Regions from separate parts of the Homo sapiens genome. Here region 1 is linked to region 2. Evidence: read pairs that join two places in POLR2A ChIA-PET (ENCODE). Cell type or tissue: MCF 10A. All regions are shown on one strand. Links, peaks and the distances in the headings refer to the core of each region. The heading gives the core; the rest is flanking DNA. Region 1 overlaps HECW1 (HECT, C2 and WW domain containing E3 ubiquitin protein ligase 1). Region 2 overlaps STK17A (serine/threonine kinase 17a).

Region 1 (13,759 bases), core at 5,273-9,272, 62 kb after region 2:
ATCACCGTAAGACATATTCCTGACTTTTAAGAAACACATAAAGCATATTTTTCTATTTATTTATCAATTAGAGATGTGTTTCCACCCATTTAGACCTGAGACCACAGAAAGATTAGCAATATAGCAAAATACCAAGAACCCACATTTAACAACAACAACCAAATCCTTTCTATTGAGGATCAATGAAGTCCAAGTCTCCTTGGTGTGGAAAGCATGCTCTGTTTTCCTTCAGATGAAGAGCACAGACAGTTCATGGTTAGATTCCTCAATCCAAACCACAACTCTGTGGTTTGTGGGAACATTCCTGGACTCTGATATAAGTTATTTTCATATCCTTGGTTTTAGTATGTTGCAAGTTTTTGTTTTTGGTATCATCAACCCCTTCCCTCCTGCCAAAGAAAAATAACAGAATTGGTATTTTTTAGTGTAAAGTAAAATACAAGTGATATATAAAATATTTTTAAAAAAGTGAGTCAACTCTGTCACCCAAGGTGACATTTATGGCCCTGAGATGACTCTTCCCCTGATTACCAGTTGGTGAGAGCAGGGGCATACATACGTAGATGGGACCTCTGTGCCATCATGTTCCCACCACGGTACAGTACGGACACCCTCGATACATGCAAATAGTGGTTTTCATTATCCTTTAATACACTGCAAAATATTTCTTTTTAGGAATGCTCTATGCTTGGTTCAGCCGTTTCCCCTCTGATGGAAACATATATGTTTTTCATCCTTATCCTTCTGCTCATAGATCCTGAGGGGAAGCCTGGACCCAGTGTGCACTGGGACTGTGAACTGGGAATGAGCAAATGTCACTCTTGGTGCGCGCACATCAGCACCTCCCCAGATGTCTGGGAGATGAACTTGACCTACGCTGAAGAAAACTACAGCCACTCTGACCTTTCAAAAACACATGGAGGGCTCTTACGGCAGGAGATCTGAAGGGAGCTAATGTTATTGGCAAGGATTTCTCATAGTTCCATCTGGGTTTTGCACATTTTAGTGAGAGTTCAAAAGGTAATTGAGTTTCACACATTTCCAGCCCATCTTCCCAAGTGGCTTAAAGGCCCCAAAAAGACTCAACCCTCCCCTTCAGCGCATTGCTGTTTGTTGACTTGACTCTTCTTCGGGCCATTTGCCAACAATTCAAGGAAGGCAATGTGCTGTGGAGGATGATATCACAAGGTCTGATGTTAGGCTGCCTTGGTTTGGATCTTGTGACCTGTGTGACTTTGGGACACCTGTTTAATATCAGTTAACTTGCCTGCAAAATGGGAATCATATTGGCACCTACTGTATAGGACAGCTGCTAAGATGCTAAAAGTCCTTTGTACAAGGACTAGTGGAGGTCAGTCCACCTGAGAGTCTAATGAATTCCTATCCATAGACTGGCATGTCTAGTTTCTTACATCACACTCAGAACCCTAGGCCTAAAAACCCATTCTGAATTGAAGAGTGAAAACGTGGATTGGGCTGACAGTGGCTAGCCTGAAATTTCCTGCTGCAAACTTCTGCTCTGCTTACAAACAGCATTTATGTATCATGGTACCTGGCACAGTTAAGGTCTCAATTAAGATTTGTTGAATGGAATTAAACTGAAAATTATCATCTGGTTTTATCCCAGTGGAGCGCAACTATACAAACCCACAGAAAATGTCTGAAATGTCTTATACCATTTGAACCCTGTTTGACTAGGTTAATTGCTCAAATTTCCAATAGCTGCAGTAGGTCTCTACCCAGGAAGATGGACAGAAAGCACAAACTGCAGAGGAGAATTTAGGGGCTGAGTCAATGTATGGAAAGATGTGGCAAATGTTTTACATCAAGGGGCTGAAATAGCAGGTCTCCCTCTCCCTTCCTTCTCTCCCTCTTCAGTTTCTCTAGTGAACTACTGTTGGGGAACATGTTTTAGCAGGAATTAGTATGTAATGATTTCAGTGTATTTTTCAACAGATTATTTAAACGAAAGCAGTTTTTGTAATGACAAAAAAATGCAGTTGGGAAGTCTGCAAGAGGAATCTCTTATTTACAGGCCACGATTTATGGAAGGGGAAGCGGGATAGTTTGCCAAGCCAAGAAAATAAAAGACCTAATGATACTCTGGAAGGACATTTTGGATAGTGAAAGAAAAGACTTTAAAAGCCTTCTAGTTAATCCTTTTATACGAAAGTGATATAAAAATTGAGCGAAACCCTCAGTGCAGCACCCAGGCAATATGCCAAGTCTGAAAAGGCTCTGTAGGGCATTTCTGGCAGTTTGATTTCCCGGCATTAAACTTGGGCTGCTAAGGATTGATTCAAGGGGTCTCCTGCTTTGGGTGACCTTCTTAGTCTCTTCTTCTTGATCTGTTGCCCCAACAGATCAGGCTACTCATCTCCTTCTGCTTAATTCTTGGCTTCTGCATCTTTTGATGCATCACAGCTCAGCATGAAAAATACTCCCTGATAAGCTTCAGACTTGGGAGACCCAAAGCTGGGTCTTCCTGCCTGGAGAGCTGATCACATGGTGTACTGGGCACTGTAAAGAGGCTGGGCATTTGGTGATAATGTGCTTGGCTCTTGTGCCTTTGGTGAGGAGGTGGGGGCTGAGGCAGATGCAGGAACATGTGGCAGGACACTGAGGTCTGTTAAAAACCCTGCACGCAGTCGTTAGTCTATAAAGGCCTCTTCTAACCACTATGGCATCTTCTGGAGCACAAACGTCTGTCGAAACAAGCACTGTACTGGCAAATTTTGGGGGTTCACACATTTTGTTGGGTCAGTGAATGAGGCCAGAGGGTTGCTATAACTGCATCCATGCCTGGATGCCTCCAGGACACCATTGTAATGTCCTGTTTCCCAAGCCATGACTCTGGGGACTGCATTCACCTATGCATTGCCTACCACCTGTAGGTTGACAGCCAGGTGGTTTGTGTCAGCTGAGTTCTAGAAGATTCTTTCTGTAGCAGTCATGTTTTCTATCTCTGATACTTCCTGGATCTTTCCCAGACACTGCTTCCCTGGTAATGGACCAGGACTTGCATGGGTTAAGTTCCTTTAAGGAGTCTTTTGCAGTTCTCAAAAGAATAGAGTTGGTTCCTCAGCCTCAGCACTGTTGATGTTTGCTTTCTGGTGTATTATAGGATGTTTAACAGCATCTCTGACTCCTACCTACTAGATGCCCAGTAGTACCAGCCTCCCAAGCTGGGACAACCCAAACTACCTCCTGACATTGCCAGTGTCCACTGGCGGTGGAGAGTGATGGTGCAAAATCAACCTCTCTTGAGAACCACTGGAATAGAGCACAGGGTGTGGGAAAATATATCTAAACAGGTGATGATATACTCCTTTCTAACTTGCCTTTCTTGAAAACTTGAAGAAGGCTGACTGGGCCCTCTGAGGCAATGCAGGTCTTACCCCTAAGGCTTTGTGCTCCACTCTGCACATTTGAGCAGCTTTTCATCATTCTCTGAATCTGTAAGTGTACTTCCTACCCCACCAAATATCATCTTAAACTCCCACCAATAATTTGGGCTCCAGGTTTCTTTTGGGGAAGTGATGATGGGGGAGAATAATTCCTTCTGAATGTGCCAGGGAGTGTCAACATTGCTGAGGGGATGATGCAGGACCTGAGTAAAGAAAAAGAGTGAGCTCCTGGAGAATGAGCATCACAAGCTGGGGGACAGCTTAGGGGATCTAAGGTGGGAAGGTGTGTGGTTTGCTTGAGCAATGCAAAGAGGCCAGTGGGGGTGGACTCCAGAGAGAGAAGGGGGAAATGGCAGAACATGAGTTTGGAGAGGCACCCAGGGGATAGATCATGCCGGACTTGGCAGGCCATGGGAAGGACTTTAGATTTCATTCTAAGTATGATGGGAATCCATTGGAAGTTTCGTGTAGGGTCTTTGGAATGAACCGATGTGTTAAAATGATCACTCTGGATGATGCATGGAGAGAGGTGAGTCTGGCAAGAGTGAAGGCAGAGGCCTGTCTGGAGGCTTCTGCATCCAGATGGGAGGTGATGGTGGCTTATACTGGGGGTGGTAGTGGAGGTGAGGAGGTCAGAGTCTGGATGTATTCTCAAGATACAGCCAAGGGAATTTACTGATGCATTTAAGGGGAGAGATGAGAAAAAGAGAGGCACCAGGAACAGTCCACGGCCTTGGGCCAGAGCAACCGGGTGCCATTTACTGAGATGGGAAACACCAGAACAGGGCTTGGAGGAGGAAATGGAGAGTTCTCTTTCAGACATATTACGTTTGTGCTGCCTATTTATATCTGAGTGGAGCTGTGGAGCAGGCAGTTGTACTTAGGAGTCAGTACCTCCGGGCACAGGGCCGCACTACAGATGTCACTGTGGGGCCGTCAGGATGCAGATGGCATTTGAAGCCAGGCATCTGGACAAGATCATGGAGGAAGTTTGTGCAGATGGAGAGGCGGACCCAGGGCTGAATGTTAATTGATGCAGCATTCGGGGATCTGGAAGATGAGAGGCAACAATAAAGTACATGAGAAAGAACAGGTGGCGAGGCTGGAGGAACAGGGATGTGGAGCGCATGGTGCAGGAAGGAGGCAGAGGCCGACTGTGTCAAATGCCTCTGAGATCAGGTAGTAAGCAGTCTGAGAGGTCACCAGATGGTTTTGGCAATCTTCATTAGGGGTGCAGGGGAGGAAGCTGGCTGGAGAGAATGGGAGGAGAGGCAGTGGAGAAAGCCAGCACAGATAACTCTTTCTAGGAATGCACCTCTAAAGGGGAGCAGTGGAGTGGTCAGTGGAGGAGGGCATGACATGGAGGTTTGGGTTGTTGTTTTTTCAATGTGAGGGAAATTGCAGTGTGTTCATACGTTTCCAATTTCAACAAACTTATCAAGTGCCTACTATGTGCCAGGTGCATAGGAAGATCCTAAGGTACTCATTCATTTTGAGTTTACAAGCTAGGAAGGGAGATAGACACAGCAATGCAGTATCTCATCACCACAGAGCAAGTGGTGAAGAGAAGTGCACAGGGTGCTGTGAAAACTCCGGGGAGGAAGCATAGCTTGGCTCTGGCGGGGTTAAATCCAGGCAGGCCTCCTGAAGGAGGTGACAAGTGAGGTAAGCCTAAGAATTAGCCTGGAAGAATGAATAGAAATTAGTTTGCTTAAGAGGACAGGGAAAGGCTTTCCAAGAAAATAAAATCACATCGGAAAAGAGTCAGGAAAGATAATGGTATGTGTTTAGAACAGCGTGCAATTCATGATTACTAGAGCATACAGAATGAGGAAGGACAAGATGTGAGATAAGGTTGTGGAGAGAGATAGCAGGAGGTCCTGGAAGGTCTTATTTTCCATGCCAACAAGTTCACCCTTTAAACTGTAGACGATGAGAACCCATTGACAGGTTTAAACAGGGGAGTGACATGCTTGTTTTGGCATTTTTAGAGAAATCACTTTGCACCCATATGAAGGATATAGATTTTAGGAGGGGGCAGATTTGGAGGTTATTACAATATGTCAAGGGCATCATGCCGAACAATTTGGAGGTAAATCAGCAGGACAGTGAGCAGCAGCAGAAGAGAAGGATGACAGGAAGAAGTGGCTTGGTGGGAGAGATTAATTATTAACTTGGAGGAGGATCAAAGTGGAGATGTCTAGTAGGTATTTTGATAATAAAGTTTGAAGCTCAATAGAGAGGTCAGAGCTGAAAATATAAATTTAGAATTCATATGTTAGTATGGAGAGAAGTTTATAAAGCAGTAAACTTTGATTACATTGCTATATTTTATATAAAATTATATCTGTCTTTCCATCCATCCATCCATCCATCCATCCATCCATAAAAGATATGGAAAAACTTAGGTCAGAAGAATAATGGCATTTATTTCTGTATGGAGATATTTTCTTATGTATATTAAATTTTTTCATAATGAGTATACCTTACTGATGTGATAAAACTATGTTTATTTACTTATAATAAAGATATAATAAAAACTAGGTGACAATGGCATGTCAGAATCTAAGATGGTAGAGTTTCAAATAGGAGTTTGTATCTACTGCAGTAAAGTGTCGATTACAGTAAAGCATGAGCCAGGCATGGTGGCTCATGCCTGTAATCCCAGCGCTTTGGAAGGCTGAGGTGGGTGGATCACCTGAGGTCAGGAGTTTGAAACCAGCCTGGCCAATGTGGTGAAACCCCATCTCTACTAAAAAAAAAAAAAAAAAAAAATTAGCCAAGCATGGTGGCACAGGCCTGTAATCCCAGCTACTTGAGAGGCTGAGGTGGGAGAATCGCTTGAACCTGGGAGGCGGAGGTTGCAGTGAGCCGAGATTGCACCACTGCACTCCAGCATGGGTGACAGAGCGAAACTCTGTCTCAAAAAAAAAATAAATAAAAATAAAAAAAGTAAAAAGTGGTAAGAGTTCACTGGCTCTGTTGATTAGATGGTCTCTGCTGCTCATGGAAAGGGCAGTGCTGGTGACGATTACTGAAATCAGACTTCAGTAGGTGAGGAAGTGAGTGAGGGAGAGGAGCAGAGCAGGGGGAGAGCATGAAGTGTAAAGATCCATGAGAAAGGGATGACTGCTGGAGAGGCATGGAGATGGGGACTGGTGGGCCTAGAGCCTGAGTGGGCAGGTCCAACTTGAGTGGAGGAATGGACTCCAGCGAGGGTGTTAAGGTTGGGTAGCATTTTTATTTGGGGTGAGAAATTGAAGTGGTCACCTCAGTGTTTCCATTTCAGTAGGGTCTGAAGTCATCTCACAGTGGACGTGATTTTGGTTGATGGAGGCTTTTGGGACAGTCAAATGGAAGATGCCCCTGTAACAGGACTGGTGAGCTTTGCTGTGGCACTTTCTGAGGTCAGGGAGTGTGATTTAGAATTGTACCCTTTCTTGGAATTATTTCATTTTCTCCAGGGCTAGAGCTATAGAAAACTACCCTGGCATGGAATGGGGAAGAGTGAGTTACAATACTAATCCACAGTGGCGTTTTGTCCTTCAGATGGGGTGCAAGCATGGAGCAGGGAGGGAATTGGGTGTGCAGGGAATGAAGGCGCTCAGGAGGCCTGGGATGAAGGAGGCCATGCCAGACTATGAGGAGACAGAGAATCCAAGGTGAGAACGAGCTTGGCAAGGAGCGATGGTAGGGGGAGGAGGTGGGAACGCCGGCTGTAGAATGATTGACAGTAGGATTTTAGAGTTTTCAGTTTCTGACATGGCACAGTTCTGGGTGATAATGAGGTTGAGAGGGCCACTGTGGGAGCAGGTGGCTGGAGTGGAATGTAGGTCACTGCCACGGGGGTTAGGTAGGTTTGGTCTATTCTCTACACCCACCTTTATTCAGATACTGTTTTGGGGAATGTGTAAAGAATCTCCTCCCCAATGCCCCATAAAAATTGTTTAAATATTGCAGATGCAAGTCATGATTTATATTTGGTTTTCATAGCTTCCCTTTATGTGGAAATGATTTTACAAATTAGCTGAGAAAACTTGAAGTTTTCTTCATCTGCCATGAAAGAGACTCTGCCAACACAGGATAATGACAGGATATTATCTTCGGATTGCTAATTAGCAACTGAAATGAATGTCTAGCCCTGGTGCCGCCAAGTCCCCTCCATTAATATCTGCCCTGCAGGGGGGCAGAGGAGTGAGACCAGAGCTGCTTCCCCTCAACGTGGTGGGCCAAGTGTGCGGTGTGCCTCTCTTTTAGAGAAAGCACTTCTAAAAGTACCTTATGCAGACTCTTAACAAACCCTCTGACCATATAGAGATGGCAAATAACATACTTAGTATTGCTCTTCAATTCAATGAAAAACCAGTTGTGGTAAAACTGATCATTCGAAAGTGTGATATTTTTTGACCCATCATTCTGGTTAGCTTGTGTTAATACTGAATGTATCAATCACATTTTCCCAGATTATAAGGATTAAATTAGGTTAATGTGGAAAGGAGTTAAGGAACAAAGATCCAGGAAAATAAACCTTCCCATAAATATAGAGAACATTACCCCACCTTTGATTTCCTCCCGTATCTAGATGTGTCCAGGTATGTTACCACTCTGGCCCTCAAAGATGCTTTCATTGACCTCTAAAGCATGATTTCTCCTTAGCTTCCAAATATTCTTTACTGGGAGAGTTGAAATATTTTGTTTTGCGATATCATGGATGCTCATGACTGAGATTATGTCTACAAGTCGCAAAAACGATGTGCATTTAGTTATCCAGGCAAGCAGCCTTTCATGGTCAAACGACTGAACAATTCACTCTACAAAATTAATCAAAGTAGTTAATTAATGGACCAAAATAGCTTAGCTCTCAGTTTAGCTATTAACGTTAGCTAATAGCTCAGTTTTTAGTTATTTAACTTTCTAGCTATTTTACCGTTGTCTGAGCCTCAGTCATTAGTTCTCCAGGTTGACTTTTTTGTGAATTTGCTTTATGAGCTCAGGCAAACAGTTGAAATTTTTTTCACTGGTTTCTCTGTTTACCTTGGGAGAATACTACCAATTTCTTCTCAGAGGCCTTTGGGGGCTTTTGGAAAGATTGGTGAATTTTCTATCAAAATCTGGTGTATTCTTTAGAAACAGACACTCCAAAGGTTCAGAGTGAAACATAATACTGCATTATTAAACTTGGTGGTTTCCATGATGGGAGGTATCTGAATGGGTTGAATATTGGCTCCCACAAGATATGCCCATATCCTAAACCCTGGAACCTGTGAACGTGATGTTATTTGGAGAAGGAGTCTTTGAAGATATAATTAAGTAAAGGACCTCAAGATAAGATGATCTTGGATTATCCAGGTGGGCCCTAATCCATCGACAAGCGTTCTTATAAGAGATAGAGAGGAGAGGACACAGGAACCGATGAGAAGGCCATGTGAGACAGAGGCAGAGACTGGAGTGATGCAGCCACAAGCCAAGGAGCCGTTGAAATCCCAGAAGCTGAAAGAGGTAAAAAAAGGGTCTCCCCTGGAGCCTTCAGAGGGAGTGTGGCCTTGCTGACACCTTGATTTTGGCCTTCTGGCTTCCAGAACTGAGAATGGCCAGTTTGTGGTAATTTGCTATGGCAGCCTTAGGAAAGTGAGGGAGTGCCCACCCGCAGCATAGCCCTCCTCCTTGCTTGTCCAGAACACCTTTCACTCAGCATAGGATCTTGGAATTTGTAAGTGTTCCACTAAAGTAATATATTTAATTTCACGCAAGAAGGGAATTTATCTAGTTTTAGAATGAGATACAGTGTCTAGTTCCAAGCCCAGAATTATATAGAAAATTTGACCATAAAAGGCTGCTTGCCTGGATAACTAAAGTGCTCTGAAACCTGCTATAGCCTCAAAAATTTTTTCTTTTTTTGAGACAGAGTCTCACTCTGTTGCCCAGGCTGAATGCAGTGATGCGATCTCGGCTCACTGCAGCTTTGACCTCCTGGGTTAAGTGATCCTCTCGCCTTAGTCTCCCGAGTAGCAGGGACCACAGTTGCACACCACCATGCCTGGCTAATTTATTTTTTGTAGAGACAGGTCTTGCTATGTTGCCCAGGGTAGTCTCAAACTCCTGGACTCAAGCAATCTTCCTGCCTTGGCCTCCCAAAGTGTTGGGATTACAGGCGTGAGCCACTGCACCTGGCCCTGCTATATCTTCATCTAACTGGATAATACAGGAAGGTGAAGGTTTAGAAGCCTTAATTATTTGAGCTGCACAGACCAGAGAATACAGGAATGGCAATGCCATTGTGTTCCGGGCAGAACCCAGAGTGCCTTATTGACCCTTTAAATGTTATTATCTCTTTCTTACCTGTGATGCATTAACCAATGCACAATATTTCCATAAATCTGAGTCAGGTTAAAAAAAATCAACTTGGGCTAAACCAAACAATGTTTAGAATTTCCACTCCATTCATTCATTCAATCTTTCTATGAATCATAAGTTATCTATCATCTGCAAGGCACTGTGCTAACTGCTGGAATACTTAGTGAACATAATAGACAAGGCCCTCATGCTCCCATGGAGTGTACAATCTAGGGACATTATGCTTCAGGAAGATGTTAGAATTATTTAAATATGACCTAAGTCTAAACTGATGTAGCATTCTGTAATTTTCACATGAATGGCAAAATAATAATGGCTCTGACAACATCAAGTTGCCATGCCACACAAGATCTATGTACTGATACAATCAGGATACCAGAAATACCTGAAGCTATTTAAGTAATTGGTTCTGAATTAATTGCATAGATAGAGGGAAAATATGGAATGCATAAGCCAAATAAAATACTAAATCAGTATAATATTGAGGCTTGTGACTATGTTCTATGATGCTTTATTGTTTTGAAGATTTACCTACTGATGATATTTTTCTTTAGATAATAGAATTTATTGATACTCTTTAAAATTAGACTATAAAGAGAAAGTCCCTAGAAGTCTGGATAGTAGGGACAGCCAGTGTAGCCTTTGTTTTCTATTCATCATCTGAAAGTAGGAAGCCTCCCCTCTCCTCTGTACCCCTAAAGGTCCCAAGGCTGATCTGCTCTCAGCCTAGGCTGGAGGATCCATTTCCTGGATTACATCACACACTTCCCTAGAGGTCTATAGTGATTCCCATTTATCGTTCACAATGATATTCCTGATCATTAGTTTTATACATCTCCACCAACATCCCCCTTCTCCGATCCTGAGATCACTGAGCTACCTTGGTTCTGTTCTCAATTTGATTAGGATTGTACCTCTGTCCCTGGTCCACCTCTGCTAATGCCATTTGCAGTACTTTTTTCAGCTGCGCTATTTTTAATTGAGAATAACTGATGCTAGGTGGTTTACAATGGGCCCACCCCTCCTGTCATTCCAGTTTCTGTTGTTGTCAAACTCTTTACCCTCCACCCCGCTGAATGTATCCCTCCTCTCATGAAACTGGGCTGAACAGAAAGACGTCTTTATACTTTCATATAATTTGCTTTTTAAACCTCTCCCAACAGACAAAAAGACTTTTGAATGCAATATATTGATTCTGTCCATTCTATTTAGCATTTAAATATTCAGGAAATGAACTGATTTCATGGAAATTACATTTTCAGTAATTTAAATAATAGTTCCAATTTTGTTAATTTTCATACTTAGAGTCAAGCCTAAAAATTTCTCAGCCATGATGCTGACCACATATTCCGACCGATTATTGGGCTTGATATTGTTACTAGAGTGCTTTACTTTCCTTTGTCCTTGAAGCAAATTTCTAAGGTAGGCAGCATCGATGTTCATTTGTGTAATCATGCCATAATACATTCATAAAAAAGAGTTTTGAATCAACAAATAAAGCATAATTTTTAATCCCTATTTTATATTAGGATGCTGAAATAAGATAATGTAAAGAGTCTGCTCAAGTTAATTAACGCTGATTCTCGTGAAAACCTCCTCAGTTTAAATCCTGATATACCAGGGAAATTTGGAGACTTGTAAATAGCATTTCATGCCCCTCTACAGGACACAGGAGCTCCTTCCACCTCCCACTAATGCTTGCTTACATAATTTTGCAGTAACTTCTTTTCCAAATATTACAAGCACACGGGAGAGCTAGAGGTGAAACAATAGCCCCAAACCTGGGTCTCCACAGTCTCTAGTAGGAACTTGTGAAAAAAGAATTCTTTCAATTTTAGCTCTGCATGGGCATGTCAAAGCCTCTCCACTCCTCTCTTCCCATCTACAAATAAGGGATAATAATGTTAGTATTTGCTTACTTACCTCACAGGAGAATGAAAAGAAAGAGTAATTTAATGTTAATAGGTTCTTTGAAGATGAAAAGTACTTCATAATTGCTAAGTTCTATTACATTTTTAAAAACCCATCTCAAAGATACCCCTCTTTCCTTATCCTTCTAACTTTGTTTAATTAAAAATAATTATCCTTTCTCAACCTCATTATTTAAGTAATAAGACTTCATGACGTTCCCACACAATGTATGTTTCCATGCTTTACTCAGTGTTACTGCCTTCAGGTTTGGTCTTCTCATATTTTCTAACTTCTTATATATTAGAAAATCTAGTGAAAACCTGTTGTGTCTGCCTGGGGTAGATTTCATTTCAGAGTGTGAAAACTGCATGAACAGCCAGCTTTTTTTCTCACACTCTTTGAAAGACTCTTGACGCTGCTAACATCTAAGGCAAAATTTCTCAAAGGTGGTGGTGACCCTTCCATTGGTATCTGAATCCCTGGGGTGTTTGTTAAGATCTAGGTACCTGGAGATCAGACTCTATGGGGTGGGTTATGGAAATCTGCATTTAAAATAAATTCTGCAGTTGCCGACTAAAATTTGAGAACCACCCATTCCAAGTCCCTCATCTTTTTTTTTAAGATGAAAAACATAGTCTGAAGGTCAAAAGTGAAGTTTTTTGCCTTAGGCATCACTCATTGCATTTCCTCATGGATACTGGAAGAAGGGATGGAGGACAGAGGCTTTTCTAGAAGCTGAGAGTATGAATGGCTCCACTTGGCCTCCTCTCACACCACCGCCTGCAGGCACATGCATCCTTGCCTCCTTACACCCCACTAATTGGGGGGGTCTTCTTTTTATCTAATCCCCCTCATATCACCAGCCTCTCCCTCCCTCTGGTTCTTGCTTTCGGCGCCTCTCTCATTAGTAAGTACATCTGCAATCTACACTTGCCATTTATTTCCCTCGATCTCAAGGAAAAAGGGGCTGACTCTTTTCTTTTTTTCGAGATGGCGTTTCCCTCTTGTTGCTCAGGCTGGAGTGCAATGGCGAGATCTCTGCTCACTGCAACCTCCACCTCCCGGGTTCAAGCAATTCTCCTGCTGGGGCTGACTCTCTTTCAAAGCTAATGTCTTCACTTGGGCTATCTATTGTCTTTCCCTGCCTCCTCTGGGCTCTTCTTCCATCCACTTTTTGCTCTCTCTTATAATTCAAGATTTCTCTCTCTTCTGACATTGTCTCCTCAAAGGCCTTGCATCCTTCTAGCGGCCCCACAAAGCCAAGCTCCTAGAAAGAGCAGTTTTCAGGGCTGTTTGATGCTGGTGTTTAAAAATACGAGCAAGGCCAGGCATGGCGGCTCATGACTATAATCCCAGCACTTTGGGAGGCCGAGGCAGGTGAATCAACTGAGGTCAGGAGTTCGAGACCCCCCCCGGCCAACATGGAGAAACCCCTTATGTACTAAAAACACAAAAATTAGCCGGGCCTGGTGGCACACACCTGTAATCCCAGCTACTTGAGAGGCTGAGGCAGGAGAATTGCTTGAACCTGGGAGGAGGAGGTTGCAGTGAGCCAAGATCGCACCATTGCACTCTAGCCTGGGGGACAAGAGCGAAATTCCATCTCAAAACAAACAAACAAACAAACAAGCAGAACTACCTTTGGAAAGAGAACACACAGTACAAAGAGTAGGCGGAAGTGCCAGCAATAACATCCCCACCACGGAGCTGTTTTTGGAATAAATATTAGGGAAGCAGAGTTTTGATTCTCTGCAGCTCCCTGTCCTCCTGGCACAATCAAATTTCCCTGCTCCTGGCTTTTATACCAAGGCCAGCATTGCTGTCATTCCCTGTGCTCCGTGCACATTCTTGTGGGCTGAGTTCAGGGTTTGGCCACAGGCTAGTCTCCTGTCTCCACAGCTAATAGGGGGTTTGGTGTAGGCCCTGGCATCCCCACCAGTGGTTTGCTTTGTAATTTTTCCCTCTTGGCCTGTGGGAGGACTGAGGCATGGTGTCTAGAACTCCTGCGCAGCTGCAGGCCTGCTTGGAGGGTGAGGTGGCTGTTGTGGGGCAGGTGAGAGCACGCCAGGGCCATAGCTAACCTCCAG
Region 2 (12,145 bases), core at 5,974-9,973:
GGAGAGTTCTAATTCATTTTATGAATATTTTGCAAATTTGACTCCATCAAAATATATTATCACAATGTTGATTTTGTGTATGTAAAAACATTGAGGCCAGGCCTGGTGGCTGATGCCTGTAATCCCAGCACTTTGGGAGGCCAAGGCAGGTGGATCACCTGAGGTCAAGAGTTCGAAACCAGCCTGGCCAACATGGTGACACCCTGTCTCTACTAAAATTACAAAAAAATTAGCCAGGCGTGGTGGTGTGCACCTGTAATCCCAGCTACTGAGGAGGCTGACACAGGAGAATTGCTTGAACTGGGAGGCAGAGGTTGCGGTGAGCCGAGATCATGCCACTGCACTCCAGCCTGGGTCACAGAGGAAGACTCCGTCTCAAAAAAAAAAAACCAAAAACCAAAAAAGAACAACAAAAACATTTAAACTTTCTTAATAAATGAAGAGATGTCCTTTTTGTACATCTGCATTTGTGAAAAAAAATTTCTTGAGCTCTTGGCTCTTTGGGCAACTGCATATATGGTGATGACTCACTGAGGTTTTCGATCAATTTTGTCAAAAGACTTAGGTTGTTTGTCGTAGTATTTCAGAGGACCACAGTTATCAATGGAGGTGTACAGAATTATCAACTATGGGGATATACATTTATATATTTCACTTTTTGACCTATTTCCTTTTTTTTTTTTTTTTTTGAGACGGAGTCTTGCTGTGTCACCCAGGCTGGAGTGCAGTGGCACGATCTGTGCTCACTGCAAGCTCCACCTCCCAGGTTCACGCCATTCTCCTGCGTCAGCCTCCTGAGTAGCTGGGACTATAGGCGCCTGCTACCATGTCCAGCTAATTTTTTGTATATTTAGTAGAGACGAGGTTTCACTGTATTAGCCAGGATAGTCTCGATCTCCTGACCTCGTGATCCACCTGCCTCGGCCTCCCATAGTGCTGGGATTACAGGTGTGAGCCACCGTGCCTGGCCGACCATTTCTTTTATAAATATGGTTTATCTGCTCATAACCGTTACATTTGTGTGACTGTCGGTATATCTGAGTGTTATGTTTGTAAAAACATGTATGTTATTACTCTCTGTTTTAGCATGTAAATAAAGTGGCCTATGAAATGTCATGTATTAAAATTTTATTTTTAATTGACATAATAATTGGACAATTTATGGTATATAGTTATTTTTATGTTTCCTAAATAAATCCCCTTTTAAAATGTAAATAAATTTTTTTTGTTTTTTGAGACAGAGTCTCACTCTGTCACCCAGGCTGGAGTGCAGTGGCACTATCTCGGCTCACTGTAGCCTTGACCTCAGGTGATCCTACCACTTCAGCCTCCCAAGTAGCTGGGATTACAGGCATGCACCACCACTCCCAGCTAATTTTTGTATTTTTTGTAGAGACAGGGTTTCGCTATGTTGCCCAGGGTGGTCTCCAACTCCTGGGCTCAAGAAATCTTCCCACTTTGGCTGCCCAAAGTGCTGGGATTTGGCTGGGCTCACGCCTGTAAACCAGCACTTTGGGAGGCCGAGGTGGATGGATCACCTGAGGTCAGGAGTTTGAGCAGCCTCACCAACACGGTGAAACCCCATCTCTAAAAAAAATACAAAAAATTAGCCAGGCATAAAGGTGGACGGATGCCTGTAATCCTAGCTACTTGGGGGGCTGAGGCAGGAGAATCGCTTGAACCCATGAGCTGCAGTAAGCCGAGATTGTGCCAATGCACTCCAGTCTGGGCAACAAGAGTGAAAATCCATCTCAAAAAAAAAAAATAATAACAACAAAGTGCTGAACTACAGGCATGAGCCACCGCACCAAATAAATGTCTTTTACAGAATTTTTTAGGATTTTTTTTCCATAATTATATTTTCAAGATTTTGATCTTTTGGGATTGTGATTTTTGAGATTTTAGACCTTAGGGTTTTTGATTTTTTGGAATTTCAACATTTAAGATTGCATCTTTTGGGATTACGGTCCAAACCCTTTGTAAACTGGGAGGTTCATGTGTTTGTGTGTATTTGCAAGATCTGGTTATATATTCAAGCAACTTTAACCGCTTTGGCTAGATGAATATTAGAGGTATTTTTCCGAGTTTGTCTTTTCATTTTGTTTGGATTTATTGATGTATTAAGTCTTTTTTGTTTTTTTAAATTAATTATTTTTTAAAAGAGACAGGGTCTTTGTTATGTTGCTTAGGCTGATCTCAAACTCCTGGACTCAAGTAATCCTTCCTGCCTTGGCCTCCCAAAGTGCTGGGATTACAGGCATGAGTATTAAGGTTTTTTTTTTTTTTTTTTTGAGATGGAGTCTCACTTTGTCGCCCAGGTTAGAGTGCAGTGGCGCAATCTCAGCTCACTGCAACCTCCACCTCCTTGGTTCCAGCAATTCCCCTGCCTCAGGCTCCTGAGTAGCTGGGATTACAGGCACATGCCACCACGCCAGGCTAATTTTTTGTATTTGTAGTAGAGACTGGGTTTCACCATGTTGGCCAGACTGGTCTTGAACTCTTGACCTCAGGTGATCCTCCTGCCTCGGCCTCTCAAAGTGCCGGGATTACAGGCATGAGTCACCACGCCTGGTATGAAACCAGGATTTCTTAAGGAGAAAGAACAGTCCTTCATTTTTCAAAGCTGTTTTCTGTGCTGTTATCTACCTACTTAAATTGAAAACATAGTAAGAATCAAGACCACTGTTTCTAAAAGAAAGGAGATTAACTCAGACTATAAGAACATGTAAGGATTATAAAATGCCTTTTATTTTAATATTAGTTTGGTATTACTTTGTTAAGAATGCCTCTAATAAAATTGTAAGATAACCTTTTATCCAATTATGACAAGAATTTCATTAAAGAATGAAAATAAAAAAGCTAATATACATGCATCCTTGCAAATTTGGAACATGTTATATTAATAAGAGGAACACCTGAAGATGATCTAGAAAATTCTGAGATTTCCAGAGAACCAGGCCTGGCAACATTATCACAGATGAGTGGCATTCCGTAAAGGAAGTGTAGACTACCAAACAAACTTAATCTAAGAAAGACAATACTTACTATTCCAGAACTAAGATCATTTCTGATGCAGTCTCATAAACTTCATGTAAATTAATGACCCAAGGATTGTCTTGTGCTAGTTCAAGTACAGCAATCTCATGAATTATTTCCATCCGACAATCTTGGCCTTTTCTTCTTTTTCTCATGAACTTTGCAGCAAATTCTTTCCCAGAATCTTTCTTTATACATTTTCTCACCACTGCAAATTTCCCCCTAGAATTAAACAAAAACATTCACTGTTAAAGTTGACAACTTTCCAGAGATGGCAGATTTCAATGAAATTTCCAAATACCCATTGGTAGATATTCAAATTTAGCTTATATACAATCACAAAAGTAGAAACATCACTTAGAAATTTATATAGGCTACATCTATAGATTTATAGATTTATCAAATAAAACAAAATGTATAAACCTGCACAATTCATTTTCTAAAGAATAACAAATATTAAAGTCCATTTTTTTGCAGAGTTACACATAACTTAATTTTTTGCACATTTATACATAAAATGATTTAGGTCTCTAAAAAAGCCAGTTGAAGCCAGGCATGGTGCACCTTTGTAATCTCAGCATTTTGGGAGGCTGAGGCAGGTGGCTCACTTGAGGTCAGGAGTTCTGGACCAACCTGGCCAAAATGGCGAAACCCTGTCTCTACTAAAAATACAAAAATTAGCCAGGTGTAGTAGTGCTATGCCTGTAATCCCAGCTACTCAGGAGGCTGAGGCATGGGAATCGCTTGAACCTGGGAGGTGGAGGTTGCAGCGAGCTGAGATCATGCCACTGCACTCCAGACTGGATGACAGAGTGAGACTCTGTCTCCAGGGGGGAAAAAAAAAAAAAAAAAAAAGCCATTTGATTTTTTAATAGAAATTGGTCACCAGAATCCCTAATATGATGAATTTCACTGCACTAATTGACTCTAAAGAGCACTATCACTTTCTAAAGGTAAGGATCTCACTCATTTATCATTTTAACTAGAGCGTCAGCTAGAAATGTATTTTCTCATAAAGACAGATACAACAAAGTGTTATATTGATACATTACTATTTGTCATTACACTAATAAGTGGGTAAACCAGGGACTCAGTATAGCATACTGATTAAAAGTATGAGCTCTGGAATTAAACCTATGTGGGCTTGAACCCTATAAGTGGCACTTGACAGTAACCTTAGGTGGTTTATTTAACCTCTTTTAGTTTCATTTTTCTTTTCTTTTCTTTCTTTCTTTTTTTTTTTTTTTAAGAGACTGGGTCTCTCTATGTTGCTCAGGCTAGTATTGAACTCCTGGCCTCAAGTGATCCTGCTAGGATTAAAGGCATGAGCCTCCATGCCCTAAGTCTCATTTTTCTAATCTGTATAATAGGGACACAAATGGCATCTACTTCACAGGGTTCTAAGAATTAAAGAATAATATATTTCAATTGCTTAGCATGGTACTTGCCACACAGTAAGTGCTCAATAAATATTACTAATCACACAAACATCATTAAGCTGTGATAGTCATCACCCGTAAACATCCACTGAATCCTTAGGTTGAAAGACAACTTAGAAATCATACAGTATTTTACCTAACACCAAATGCCAATGTCTTATTTCAAACTGTGAGGTAATCTTTTCCACTACTGGGTACATATTATCTTAATAAGGTCTTCATTACAAGCCTAAACCTGACTTCAGTTGAAGGGTTACAGTCAGGGTCCTCTGCTGAGCAGTACAGACCAGACCTCACTCTCTTTTCCACATGGCAGTCTATCAGATACTGAACACAGCAAACACCATCTGTTAGCTGCCACTCCCTCTTCCCTTTCCCAATTTGCAATCAATCCCCATCCCCATGGGTTTTTTTTTTTTCCTTTAAGAGACAGGGTCTCACTCTGTTGCCCAGGCTGGAGTGCAGTGGCACCATCATAGCTCAATGCAGCCTTGGACTTCCGGGCTCAAGTGATCCTCCCACCTCAGCCTCCTGTATAGCTGGGATTACAGGCACATGCCACCATGCCCACCTCCCCATAAGGTTGACTCCCTATTATGGCTCAGCAGAAAATGTGCCAACCAAATCTGAAGCAACTAATCCAGGTATAATCGATCAAAGCATTACATCATTATTATTTTTGTTGCTCCTGGAACAATACAACCTAAGATTGATTGTTAAAAAACTTGACATGTTTTCATATTTCAAATTGGGCTGATAAACTACCTAGATTTTTTTCCACCTTGAATTTTTATCAAGTCAGTATCCTCATACTATATTTTAAAAATGATTGCTAAAAAATTTGGAATAATCAACAGCATAAACAGACAACCTACAGAATGGGAAAAAATATTTGCAAACTATGCCTCCAACAAAGGGATGATATCCAGAATCTACAAGGAACTCAAAAAACGAGAAAAAAAAACAACCTCATTGTTTTTTTTTTTTATATGAACAGACATTTTTTCAAAAGAGCAGCAAACAAACACATTAAAAAATGTTCAACATCACTAATCATCAGAGAAATGCAAATTAAAATCACAATGAGGTACTGCTTTACAGCAGTTGGAATGGCTATTAGTAAAAAGTTAAAAAACAACAAATGTTGGCGAACATACAAAGAAAAGGGAACGCTTATACACTGCTGGTGGAAATGTAAATTAGTTCAGCCACTATGGAAAGTAGTTTAGAGATTTCTCAAAGAACTACCATTTGACTTGGCTATCCCATTACAGGGTATCTGCCCAAAGGAAAAGAAATTATTGTATGAAAAAGACACCTGCACTCATATGTTAATCACAGCCCTATTCATAATAGCAAAGATACCAACCTAAGTGTCCATCAGTGGATGACTGGACTAAAAATATGGTGTGTATATGTATCATGGACTACTACACAGCCATAAAAATGATGTCTTGTGCAGTAACATGGATGGAACTGGATGTCATTATCCTAAGTGAGATGACTCAAGCAGGAAGTAAAAAACTGCCTGTTTTCACTTTTAAGTGGGAACTAAATGGATACACAGGCATAGAGTGGAAAAACAGACCAAACAGTAAGAGAGTGGGAAGGGGGTGAGGAATTAAATACTACCTATTGGGTACAATGTACGCTATTTAGGTGATGAGCACACTAAAAGCCCAGACTTCACCATGACCCAATATATCCATGTGACACAAATGCACTTGTACCCCTGAATCTATTTTTTTAAAAAGCTTTCTAAAAAATTAAGTGCAAGGCTTTAATTGCCCTGTTAAATTCTTTTTTGTTGTTGTTTTTGAGACACAGTCTCGTTCTGTCACCCAGGCTGGAGTGCAGTGGCACGATCTCGGCTCACTGCAACCTCCGCTTCTCGGGTTCAAGCAATTCTCATGCCTCAGCCTCCTGAATAGCTGGAATTACAAGCACATACCATCATGCCCAGCTAATTTTTTGATTTTTTTTTTTTTTTTTTTTTAGTACAGATGGGGTTTCGTCATGTTTGCCAGGCTGGTCTCGAACTCCTGGCCTCAAGTGATCCACCCACCTCGGCCTCCCAAAATGCTGGGATTGTAGGCATGAGCCACCATGCCTGGCCTGCCCTGTTAAATTCTAACTTCTAGGCTTTGATCTAGCATTCTAGACTACTGACATAATTTTGAGTAATTCTTCCTTCCCAGCTATTGTTAACTGCAAATATAATTTTCATGTCCTCCATGTTTTTATCATTAGTAATATAAATGTGGAATGACAAATCCTTAAGCATAGCCCTATGGCTGTTCAATTTGGTAACAACCTACCTAGCAGCACCCTTATTCAGATAAAAGTTCTTTTGTTCACAGAAATATGAAAGACTTCTACAGATATGGGAGAGAGTAACTATAAATGAATTCCTCAAAGAGTAATTAATACCTTTCATTTTATCCCACAAAATCATTAGGCTAACATCTCCATCAAGTTTTAAAAGGTTCCCAATGATCTCTGAATTCTTTTAAGACAGAAAACAATTGTTATTAATTTGATATTTTCATACCTACATGTCTGAAGTTTCAAGAGAAGAGAAAGTTTAATTTGTAAAAAATTCGTCTGAAATGAAGTCTCAACATATAATTGGCAGCAAACATGTTCCTGGTAAATTAGAAATGACTCAGTAGAACGGCCCTCAAACACATATCACACACACAAATGTTTACTGTTGCCACACCTGACATTCAAAGCAATAAAGTACTGTGCAGTAAGTAAAAAACTACTTATTACATAGCCTGAAAGTCTATTTTTAAAGACCAAATGGAAAGACAGCTAATTCAGCAAACAGAATTGGAACTCAAAATTATGTCAGTAGTCTAGAATGAAAGATCAAAACCTAGAAGTTAGAATTTAACAGGGCAAATTAAACACGGACTCACACACATTGCTAACCTGTGAACTGTGGGAGCCCTGTTACAGAACAGCCATTGCTAAATTCTGGGGCCTCTTCCCCATACTTATTCATCTGTTGCTCATGCTCCTCACCCATTCCTTTAGGTGCTAGAATGCAGTTCCCACGGCTCTCCTTTCATATCAATGACTACACTGACACCACCTTTGTTTTTCTGGAAACATTCCTCACAGTTCTAGATTTATTCTTTTCTTTCCAACATATCCTGTACTATACTAGGGTCAGCAAGTTTTTCTGTGAAGGGCAAGCAAGATGGTAAATATTTTTGGCTTTGTGGACCAGAGGGTCTCTGCAGCAATGACTCAAGTCCACTGTTGCAGAACAAAAGCAGCCATACAAGAAAGGTAAATGAATGGGTATGTTTGGCTTCCAATGAACCTTTTACACTGAAATTTAATTTCATAAGCTTTTCATGTTATTAAATATTACTCTTATTCTAATTTTTTTAACTATTAAAAAATGTAAAACATAAAAAATGTAAAAACAGCTTGCAAGGCTTTCAAAAATAGGTGGCTGGCTGTAGTTTGCTGACCCCTGCTCTATCCTATGCTGAATAAAACTCTTCCATCATTCTAATACCACATACCACTGAAACTGACATTATGACAGCAGGTCGCAATGATTTGAGGAAGCATGCATGCCTTCATCTCTAAATGACTGGTGCAATGGGAGGGGGACCCTTCAAACCACTCAAGGAGGAGTCAGAGAAGATAATAACGGATTTCTTGGAGCTGTTCTACACAGCCACATTGTATAAAGAAAACAGGAGATTCAGCATTCAAGCTGCAAAGTCCCAGTGTATATGCTCAGAATTACATTGACAGAGTTCCCTAAATTCCATACCTCAAAAGGGCTCCAACATGCATATTTTACCATGACTTTATGGTAAAAATTGTGACTGTACCTCAACCTTTAACTTTAGGTTATTGAGTCCTCTACAAAACATTTTAAAAATGATGTTTCCCTGACATTATGGGCCATGGTTATATACAGCTCTCTTGGGGCTGATGAGGTCCAAAGGGCATAAGATGTTTGTTGCACATCTACTTTTTTTGTTGACTCAAAAGCCAAACTTCTTCCTGGAATAAACAGTTGCCATAATTTTCAGGTATATTTTTTCATTTCAAAAACATCTATATTTTGCTAATAGGTACAAAACTGAGAACTTAGGTTTTCATTAAATATTTTGGGATGAATATCAGAAATGAATACATTTCAGAACTACTCACTGAAAACATATTCCAGAGAGGTGGGAAAGGTAAGATACATAAACAATTATAACAAGAGGAGGTGACATTTGATTGAGACCCACCAGTCCGAGCTCCCTAAGTCCTTTGCATTATCAGTGCCTAAAAACACTGCTTAGGGAGACAGGGTGAGTATCTTTAGGTAGGTATGTTTGCTAAGGAGTTTGGGCTTCATCAGGCTTAAAACTGGAACCTATTAGAATACTGAAAATAATTGTTTAGAAAAGATAATTCTGGTTGGGCACGGTGGCTCATGCCTGTAATACCAGCACTTTCGGAGGCTGAGGTAGGCGGATTGCTTGAGCCCAGGAGTTCGAGACCAGCCTGGGCAACGTGGCGAAATCTTGTCACTACAAAAAATACAAAAATTAGACAGGCGTGGTTGTGTGCACCTGTGGTCCTGGCACTTGAGATGCTGGGATGGGAGGATCAGTTGAGCCTGGGACATCTAGGCTGCCGAGATCATGCCACTGTACTCTAGCCTGGGCAACAGAATGAGACCCTGTCTCAAATAAAATAAAATAAAATAAAATAAAATAAAATTAAAATTAAAATTAAATAAAATTAAAATAAAATTATAAAATAAAATAAAACAAAACAGGTAATTCTAATAGTGTTGTGAAGAGTGGATTGCCAGTGATAACTAGAAACAGAGAGGCCAATAAAATAATTCAAAGCAGTAGGTCTGCACTCAAGTACCAGCGTAGGGACTGGGAAGAGAGAATATGTTTAAAAGACACTCAAAGTCAAGATTTATTAGCACTCCCTGGCAGGTGTGAGTTGTACGCAGAGATGAGAGGAGAAAGGAAAGGTGAAAGTCATGGATGACTTTTAGATTTTTAATATAGGTACTGTGTAAATGTGGTACCAGTTATAGTACTGTGTAATGTGGTAGGAGTTATAGTTGGACAGAAGGTTGAGCTGCCTTTTTTGGTAAAGAGAATCCCATTTATTGAAGGGATTCCAAATACAAATTCAAGTGTTGGATTATAAGCAAAGGTGAAGAGATAATAGAATATATAACATTCAGGTAAACATCAGAAAATGCACATGCTAATTTGAGCAGTACAAAGGGGAAGTAAAATAATGTCCAAGGTCCTGTTTTATTCTAGGTTAAAGTGCTTTGTTTATACCTTTATTATATTTATGTCAATCTTATATATTACAACTTGTTGTACTATGTCTCCCAGCTGGACTGTGAGTTTCAGGGACCTCACTTATTCTTCATCTTTTTATCTCCATAGTGCCCTGCACATGGCAGGTGTGCAAATATAATCAGCACACCTAGTATATATACTGCTTATTATTTTGTTAAATAAAAGTTTTATGGCAACTTAACCTCATGACATTTAATATACTGGACTACTTGCCATTCTCTCTTCACTGAATTTTTCTACTGCTCTGACTTGCTGTTTTATTGACAATGGCAACTACTACTGAAATTCCATCCATTCTTTACAGCCCAACTGAAATGTTATTTCCCCCATAAGACCTTCCAGTGGCATATCATCTTGCCTATAAAGGGGACAGTGATTGATCTGTTACATTTGGGAATAGCTTCCAGAGCCTAAGGTAGTGCTTTTATGTACTTGATACATAAGTACAGTATTTGCCTAATTACACTGGAGTGATGTCTTTTTTCTTTTTTTGAGACACAGTCCCACTCTGTCACCTAGGCTGGAGTACAGTGGCACTATCTCTGCTCACCACAACCTCCACCTCTCAAGTTCAAGGAATTCTCCCGCCTCAGCCTCCCAAGTAGCTGGGACTACAGGTGTGTGCCCAGCTAATTTTGTAATTTTAGTAGAGATGAGGTTTCACCATGTTGGCCAGGCTGCTCTCAAGCTTCTGACCTCAAGTGATCCGCCCACCTTGGCCTCCTAAAGTGCTGGGATTACAGGTGTGAGCCATGTCTTAAACGTAAAGAAGTTCCATTCAGGAAAAACCTAGAATGGATTTTGTCTTCCTTATCGCTGAAAGGACCAAGGAAAAGACCCTAGGCGTAAAAATCAGTGAGTCCATTCAAATAAGACATTAGCATGCGTGATAAGAAAAGGCAGGGCCTTACAAGTCAAACTTGGTTTTAAATTCTGGCTAACAAGTGTGTAATACTGGGCAATTTATTAATCCTTTGGAACCTGGGATTCCTCATCTGTAAAATGAGATCAATGGCACTTTACCATACAGGGCAGTGAAGACTATACAAAATTACATCTTTAAAGTGTGTAGCATTCAGCAAATGATCAATAATCAGTGGCTATTTTTATTGTTTTTGGCATTAATTTCAGATCTATGATATAACCAATGATAATAATTTAAAAAAAATATCAGAACAGGAGTTCTGGAGGTGAGCTATTAAGTCTACATAATGTGTAAATTCTCTCAAGAAATCTAGTTAACTTCTTACTTACCTGAAGAGGTGACTATAGCTACTTAGCTTTCTAATGCATTTGGTTCAATAATCATATTTTATAAAATTGTGTCATCTATGGTTTTATGAAAAGATTAAAATTCAAATTCTTACATTCATGTATTTTAAATTAAGATTTTAACATTTGAAGCATGAACTTTTCAAAATTAAACAGCTGACTGACTTAAAGTACCTGCCTAAGAGCAGAAGCCATACTTTCCAAGTAACTTTATTGTTGAACCACAAATATGGCCAATTTTCTTTTATCTATCCAAAGTATCAGATTACCCAAAACTGTTTGTAAATAAAATTCTTCAAACTAATGACTAGCTGTCAAGAAATCTTAAATAACATCTGTGTTAAAACAAAGCAATTTCTGCATGGATATTACTTAATAAAGGTCTTTATTTGTTAAAAAATGATAACTTATGACACACGCTTAAGTTCTTGTCAGATACAAAAACTGAAGCTATTACCTACAGCCATCAATCTAGGTAAGGACACACAGTCCCCAAAATACCCACCCAGAGTCCCCTTTCAGTTTGAATATTCTCTTATTCTCTGATAAAAATCCTCTCTTGTCCCTATTACCCCTGACTGCTCTGAGGAGAATGAGATAGGACATCCCTAATTTACTTTAAGGCCCCAGTGGGAACTTAACTATATGACACTGAAGCTTGGTCATGTTTGTTCCAATGTAGAACTCATTAACAGATCCTTTCCCCTGTCTCTACTAAAAATACAAAAAATTAGCCAGGCATGGTGGCAGGCGCCTATAGTCCCAGCTACTCGGGAGGCTGAGGCAGGAGAATGGCGTGAACCCAGGAGGCGGGTCTTGCGGTGAGCTGAGATCGCGCCACTGCACTCTAGCCTGGGCGACAGAGCGAGACTCCATCTCAAAAAAAAAAAAAAAAAACAAAAAACAATAAAAACATATCATTTCATTAAAATGACAGGAAATTGCTTTAGTCATAAGATACAGACTACAAATTATTCTTTGAAAAACATGTGTGGTGTAATGGGAATGATTTCAAAGTCAGGAGTCCCAGCTCTGTTA

What was found. Peaks named below come from ENCODE experiments on the same cell type or tissue, not always from the same donor. Only the 100,000 strongest peaks of a DNase experiment are listed, where the experiment ranks them.
Region 1: POLR2A ChIA-PET joins it to region 2 with 8 read pairs; 8 of 35 experiments call an interaction of 5 or more read pairs at or near these places.

Annotation. Positions count from the first base shown.
Region 1 is chr7:43,522,540-43,536,298 of GRCh38, reverse strand. All of the region lies in intron 24 of HECW1 (HECT, C2 and WW domain containing E3 ubiquitin protein ligase 1), which reads right to left. It overlaps LUARIS (lncRNA upregulator of antiviral response interferon signaling), which reads left to right and starts at 13,757. Exons shown (of 3, transcript NR_038276.1): 1 at 13,757-13,759. In MCF 10A, for the core only: no CTCF peak of the experiment used is centred there; no DNase peak of the experiment used is centred there.
Region 2 is chr7:43,587,014-43,599,158 of GRCh38, reverse strand. STK17A (serine/threonine kinase 17a) reads right to left here. Exons shown (of 7, transcript NM_004760.3): 2 at 3,046-3,258. Among named protein-coding and RNA genes, the nearest start is that of STK17A, 10 kb to the right of the region's middle. In MCF 10A, for the core only: no CTCF peak of the experiment used is centred there; a DNase peak (open chromatin) is centred at 7,498.